2 separate regions of the Homo sapiens genome follow, and region 2 is linked to region 1. A link is a contact called in ENCODE Hi-C or POLR2A ChIA-PET data. All regions are on one chromosome and are shown on one strand. The core of a region is the stretch at or near the end of the contact, and the rest is flanking DNA. Distances in the headings are between cores, read along the strand shown. Region 1 holds the start of FES (FES proto-oncogene, tyrosine kinase). Region 2 overlaps CRTC3 (CREB regulated transcription coactivator 3).

What was found. A loop is a pair of places that touch in the nucleus more often than their neighbours do. ChIA-PET counts read pairs that join two places held with the same protein, here RNA polymerase II (POLR2A). Pooled maps may share reads with other maps.
Region 2: a loop to region 1 is called in a map with no recorded cell type, with 9 times the contacts of the local background. The contact joins the enhancer-like site here to the promoter of FES in region 1. A Hi-C loop is called at or near these places in 1 of 37 single-sample maps with no recorded cell type and 3 of 50 pooled maps. POLR2A ChIA-PET finds 5 or more read pairs at or near these places in 2 of 52 experiments (B cell and activated CD4-positive, alpha-beta T cell).

The regions. Positions count from the first base shown.
Region 1 is chr15:90,883,111-90,886,180 of GRCh38, forward strand. It overlaps FES (FES proto-oncogene, tyrosine kinase), which reads left to right and starts at 1,394. Exons shown (of 19, transcript NM_002005.4): 1 at 1,394-1,434; 2 at 1,927-2,148; 3 at 2,302-2,475. The coding sequence starts at 1,936. FURIN (furin, paired basic amino acid cleaving enzyme) reads left to right here. Exons shown (of 16, transcript NM_002569.4): 16 at 1-347. RefSeq lists enhancers at 443-572, 2,110-2,539 and a silencer at 970-1,479.
Region 2 is chr15:90,556,328-90,559,397 of GRCh38, forward strand. All of the region lies in intron 2 of CRTC3 (CREB regulated transcription coactivator 3), which reads left to right. Among named protein-coding and RNA genes, the nearest start is that of CRTC3, 28 kb to the left of the region's middle. Within about 2 kb of position 1,509, at least 25 of the 41 ENCODE cell types and tissues checked have a DNase peak (open chromatin) inside an H3K27ac peak, as active enhancers do.

The DNA.
Region 1 (3,070 bases), core at 144-2,643:
CCTGGTGGAGAAAGCACTGACCTGTCATGCCCCCCTCAAACCTCCTCTTCTGACGTGCCTTTTGCACCCCTCCCATTAGGACAATCAGTCCCCTCCCATCTGGGAGTCCCCTTTTCTTTTCTACCCTAGCCATTCCTGGTACCCAGCCATCTGCCCAGGGGTGCCCCCTCCTCTCCCATCCCCCTGCCCTCGTGGCCAGCCCGGCTGGTTTTGTAAGATGCTGGGTTGGTGCACAGTGATTTTTTTCTTGTAATTTAAACAGGCCCAGCATTGCTGGTTCTATTTAATGGACATGAGATAATGTTAGAGGTTTTAAAGTGATTAAACGTGCAGACTATGCAAACCAGGCCCAGTCTCCAGTGTGGTACCGTTGCTCCTGCATCGCAGCTGAGGATAGGGGGCCAGTTAGGCCTACACAGTGGCCTGCCTGCCTGGATGTGGGCCCAAGTCAGAAGGCCAAAGTCCTCCAAGGGGCGGGAGGATGCGCCAGCCCCTAGTGGAGGAGCTGGTGCCCCTGGGGTGGGGCTGGTGACCCCTGGTCCTCAGGAGCTGAGCACTAAACTCCCAAAGTCCTGGTTTCCAGCAGTGTGAAGAACTGGGCCTATTGTGTCTTCCTGGGCTGAAGTGATCTGGTCGCCACAGGCTATAGGGCTGAGGCCTAAGGTGGAGGGAGGCCTGACTGAATCAAGATGACTTCTTGTGGGGAGCCTGAGTCCCAAATGGAAAACTCCACGCCTGTCCGCTCCCCAACCCCTGCCCCTTGATTTCCCCAGGTCTCCCTTGGGACAGGAAGCCCCTGCCTGGGGGTAGGAGGATGGGGACAAAACCACTAGGATCTGTATCCGAGAAGCAGTCTCTGTTCGGGATATTTACTTGGAAATTTTATTCAAATGGAAGCTGGCGCCTGAGCCTCTCCTTAGGGAATTCCGTGAGGTGGGGAGGGCTGGGACCAGGGTTCCCTCTTTCTCTTCTGCGGTGGCCCTGGCCTGGTGCTAGGACTGCGCGCCTCCCCTCAGTACCCGCGGACACCCTGGGCTTCCCTGGGCCCAGCATCTGCCTGGGGCCTCGCCCTGGGCTCCCCCTCCTGACCCCCACCTTGCGCCCCTTCCCGGTGTTCCCGGGGCGCTGCCGGGCCCTGGGGCCTGCGGGGCGCGGGCGGCTCTTGGCTGGGCCATTCTTTCCCGGCCCCCTCCTCCCTTCCGTTTCCGTGGCCGTGCGGCCGGCTAGAGGCTGCGGCCCAGCGCGGAGCAGGGGGGCTGGCAGGCGTCGGGGCGGTCGGGCCGGTCCCGCCCGCCCCTTCCCCTCCACAGGCCCGCCCCGGGGCCTGGGCCAACTGAAACCGCGGGAGGAGGAAGCGCGGAATCAGGAACTGGCCGGGGTCCGCACCGGGCCTGAGTCGGTCCGAGGCCGTCCCAGGAGCAGCTGCCCGTGCGGGTACCTCTAGCCCCGGGGCCTGGAGGAGCGGTGGGAGCTGGGGGCGCGGCAGGCAGGGGCAGAGCAGGCGTTCCGAGGGCCAGAGACCCACCCAGGTGGGGGTAGGGGCCGCGGAAGGGCGGGGATGGCCGCAGGGGCAGGGCTCAGGCTGTGGGCGCCTGAGGCTTCAGCTGGGGCAGGCTTGGCCTGTCGAGGACCTGGGCAAGGGTGTCCCTGTAAGGGGTGGTGGGTGGAAGGGCCTGGGGAGGGAGGCTCCAGGTTGGCTCCTGTTCCCGAACGTGCGGAGGAGACCCTGACGCTAAGGAAGCAATGAGGGCCAGTCCCCAGGCCAGGCTGCTGCTGGGTACCCATGGCTGCGTGTGAGCGAGGCAGGACCCCACCTCCTCCCCGTCTGCAGTCCATCCTGACCCTACAGTCCCCAGTCTCCTCGTCCCATGCCTCCGTCTCCAGCTGCTGCCTTGCCTCCAGGGATGGCCCCTTTTCTGTCCCCAGAACAGCACTATGGGCTTCTCTTCCGAGCTGTGCAGCCCCCAGGGCCACGGGGTCCTGCAGCAAATGCAGGAGGCCGAGCTTCGTCTACTGGAGGGCATGAGAAAGTGGATGGCCCAGCGGGTCAAGAGTGACAGGGAGTATGCAGGACTGCTTCACCACATGTCCCTGCAGGACAGTGGGGGCCAGAGCCGGGCCATCAGCCCTGACAGCCCCATCAGTCAGGTGGGTCTCTATGGGACTCTGGTGGGTGCTGGCTGTATCTGCCTTCTCCTTCCTCTCCTGGGGGCCCTCTGGGGCAGTGGCTGGAGATCTGGCAGGCCAATGCTTGGGAGCCATTGTGCCCCCCTCCCTGCCTCCCCCATCTGTGCTGTATAGTCCTGGGCTGAGATCACCAGCCAAACTGAGGGCCTGAGCCGCTTGCTGCGGCAGCACGCAGAGGATCTGAACTCAGGGCCCCTGAGCAAGCTGAGCCTGCTCATCCGGGAACGGCAGCAGCTTCGCAAGACCTACAGCGAGCAGTGGCAGCAGCTGCAGCAGGAGCTCACCAAGGTGAGCGGGCAGCACTGGGGCTTCGGTCATTTCTGTCTAAATTTTGAGCCTCGAAGGGGTTGTTTTGCACAAGAGGCCCTGGATTCACTGGGGAAGTGTAAGTCCCTGACCGCAGGCCTGGCTTGCTCTAACCTTGATGCAGCTTCCTCTCTTCCTTCCCCTACGTTGAGCTGGCTTGCAGCAAGGCCTCTCTGTGCTTTTTCTGTGCCTGGGCAAAGTGCTGGGAGTGTAAGGATGAGTGACCGGTCACGTGCCTGGGAGAAGCTCAGAATCGGTACTCGCCTCCACACTGTGCCATCTGGCTCTGGGTTCTGAGAGTCAGGGAGAGGAATGAGGGTCAGTCTGTTTGCCTTCGACCTAGGCAGCCTCCTCTCAGGGCCCCAGAGACTGGGCAGCAGCATGGCCCCCCGAAGGTCGAGGATTCGGGCCGTGAAGTCAGCCTGCCTAGGTTTGAATCCCACCCAGCTCCTCAGTCTAGAGGCTGTGTGATTTGGAACTATTTATCTGGGAGCCTAGTGCCCCCATTCAGTGTGCTGGTCACCCTCCCTGCACCACACCCCTTCCTCAAGTGCAGAGCCCAGCCTTGCCATGGACC
Region 2 (3,070 bases), core at 259-2,758, 330 kb before region 1:
TAGAAATATCGCCACCGTTGTTAATAGATGTGGTTTCATTACTTTTTGGCAATGATATTTACCTTAGCAAAACTTCTGACACTGATGGATTTGGATATTTATTACCTTAAGGATAGGAGATCCTTAGCTTTTTCAGATCTGACGTTCCAAGTGTATGTTGACTGTTCAAGAATGACTCCAAAGTTCATGACATAAAGTAGTTTGCATATTTACTGAAGCACAAAATTTAATCACACGGGCCTAGAGGCTGGTGAGTGACCAAGGCTGCCTAGCAAATGTTTCATTGGGGCTTCATGGATCTCTGTGTAATACGTCTTATATATTGACTTAAAAACTTAATTTGTTTGAAAATGGACAGCTTTTGTGAAAATCAAAAGGGCCATTAATTTATGGTATACAATTATGCACAGAAAATCTACAGCCGTCAGAGAAATATGACTCAAGAAAATACTGAGAGTTGATATAGATACTTTCATATTAAAATAGAAGGTTTACAACGGTCTACTACTTTTCAATGACTACTTTCTAATTGCTTAATAGTATGTATTGACTTGTCATTTCTAGAAAATAAATCTAATTTCATTTTTAGTGCCAACCATTGGAATTATTCTCTTTATAATCACCACATGGCTATATATATATATATATATATATATATATATATATATATATCTTTATAATACAATATGAAAAATAAATACATTAATCAAATTATCAGACCGAGCTTCTACAGATGTTTGCCCCTTACTTGCTTTAATTTTAAAAGTTCTCTTTGGCAGGAATGTCTTATACTCTAGCTAGGGAAGAAAATGTGTAGAAAACAATTTTAATCAGTGTCTGGGAGTCTGAGAACAAACTTAGCAAATTTAGCTTAGAACAATCGCAAGTTTAGCTTAGCATCTTTCCTTAACCTTGTACTTCTAGGTAGGACCGCCTACACTGCCAGCACCCCCTCACAGTCTAGGAGCAGCTTCTCTCTCCCCCACATTTTGAGCTGTTCCCCTTGAGGTTGCTTTCTCGCCCTTTGCTGACAGGGAGGTGGTGGTAGCTGCATTTGTCTCCCATCTGGTCCCCAGAACGTTTCTTGCTTTTGTTTTACAGTCTTGTGACAAACTAGCACGCCCCCTTCCTATCTCAGGGCCTGGCTTCCCCAGCCCCCAACTAAGGTCTCAGACACGTACAAATGGTGCCCCTCTTTGAGGGGCTCGTACATCTGCACATCTGGACCTTTCACATAGTGATCTGTTAAAGGCATAGAATCAGCCTGTAATATGCTGAGATCACCCTGGTAATATGGTGGAGTACAGACAGAGCCGGGTCTGTCTGGTTTCTGGCTCTGTAGCCTTTTCCCCTGGGTCTCCTGGGGCCACTTGAACCTGACTAGCCAGCCTCTCACCCATCTCTAGGACCCAGCCTGAACTGAGGCAGAGGGACTGAGGCTGCCTCACACTCTGTAATTTGGCCTCAAGTCACCATTGCTGGCCTTGTGCCTCAGCTCTGATAACTGGACTCTTGTCTGGCTCCTGCGTGCCAGAATCCCATGGTAACCTGCCTCGTTTCCCTGTGCCTTGTTTTTATCAGCCTGCCTCCCAGGGATTGAAATCGTGCCCTGAAACACAGTGACCAATGCACTTTCCTGATGTCAACCACCCCACTTGCCTTTCTGATTGGATTCCAGAGTACCTTAAATTTCTCGTTGTTCTGCAGTGCCTGTAGTCAGGAAACCTCTGTTCTGGACACTTTTCTCTGTAAATGACAACTTAGTTCTTCCAGTTACTTGTGCCAAAACCTTGGAGTCACCCATAACTCCTTGCATTGTCTCACATCCCACAGCTAAGCCTTCAGCAAATTCTTGGTTCTGTTTTAAAAATGTATCTAGAATCTGACTACCCTGGTCGGACCCGTTATCATTTTGTCCCTGGATTCTTGCAAGAGCCTCCTGACTGGGCTTCTGGCAGAGGAGTCCTGTCTTCTTTCAGTATATTCTCAACACTGCCACCTGACTGATCCTTTTAAAATATGAGCCAGATTATCTCACTCCCCACAGTCCTCCAGCGGCTTCCCGTTTCTCTCAGGGTAAAGGCAAAGTGCAAAGTGCAGGCAGTCCCTGTAGGGCCCCCATCATCTCTGCTCTTAGCTGCTTACCACACATCTCTCCAACACCCTCCTCACTCACTCCATGCCAGCCACACTGGCCTTTTTCTCTGTTCCTTGAACCTTGCTTAGGATTTCTCTACCAGGAATGCTTTTTTTCCAGATATGTGAATGGCTTACTTCCTCACTTCCCTCAGCTCCTCACTCAAATATCACCTGTCAGGGAGGCCTTGCCTCTCTAAAATCTAAATTCCCTCCACCGTCTTTCCTGCTTGATTTTTCTCCTCAGCACTTATCACGATCCAGTATACTATATATATATATACATATACACATTTATTTTTTTTTGAGACTGAGTCTTGCTCTGTCGCCCAGGCTGGCGTGCAGTGGCGTGATCTCGGCTCACTGCAACCTCCACCTCCCGGGTTCAAGCCATTCTCCTGCCTCAGCCTCCTGAGTAGCTGGGACTACAGACGTGTGCTACCACGCCCGGCTAATTTTTGTATTTTTAGTAGAGACAGGATTTCACCATGTTGGCCAGGATGGTCTCGATCTCCTGGCCTCAAGTGATCCGCCCGCCTTGGCTTCCCAAAGTGCTGGGATTGCAGGTGTGAGCCACCGCGCCTGTCCTACTATGTATTTTTATTTATTTATCTCTTTTATATTCTGTCTCCTCCAAGCCCCCTGGGAGCAAGGGTGCTTTGGTTCACTGCTGTATTTCCAAAGTCTAGAGCAGTACCTGGCCAGGGTATGAGTTCCATAAATATTTCTTGAATGAATGAATCAAATAGTTGAGTATTAGCACTATTCTGAGAATTTTGTATGTATTATCTCATTGAATTCTTACAGTAACCTTATGTGATGGTACTTTTATGACTCCCATTTTACAGATGAGAAAACTGAGTCTTAAGAGGTTAGGCGACTTGCCCAAAAGGACCTGAGCCACCACACAAGTATTCCACTAGAGCAGCAAGTT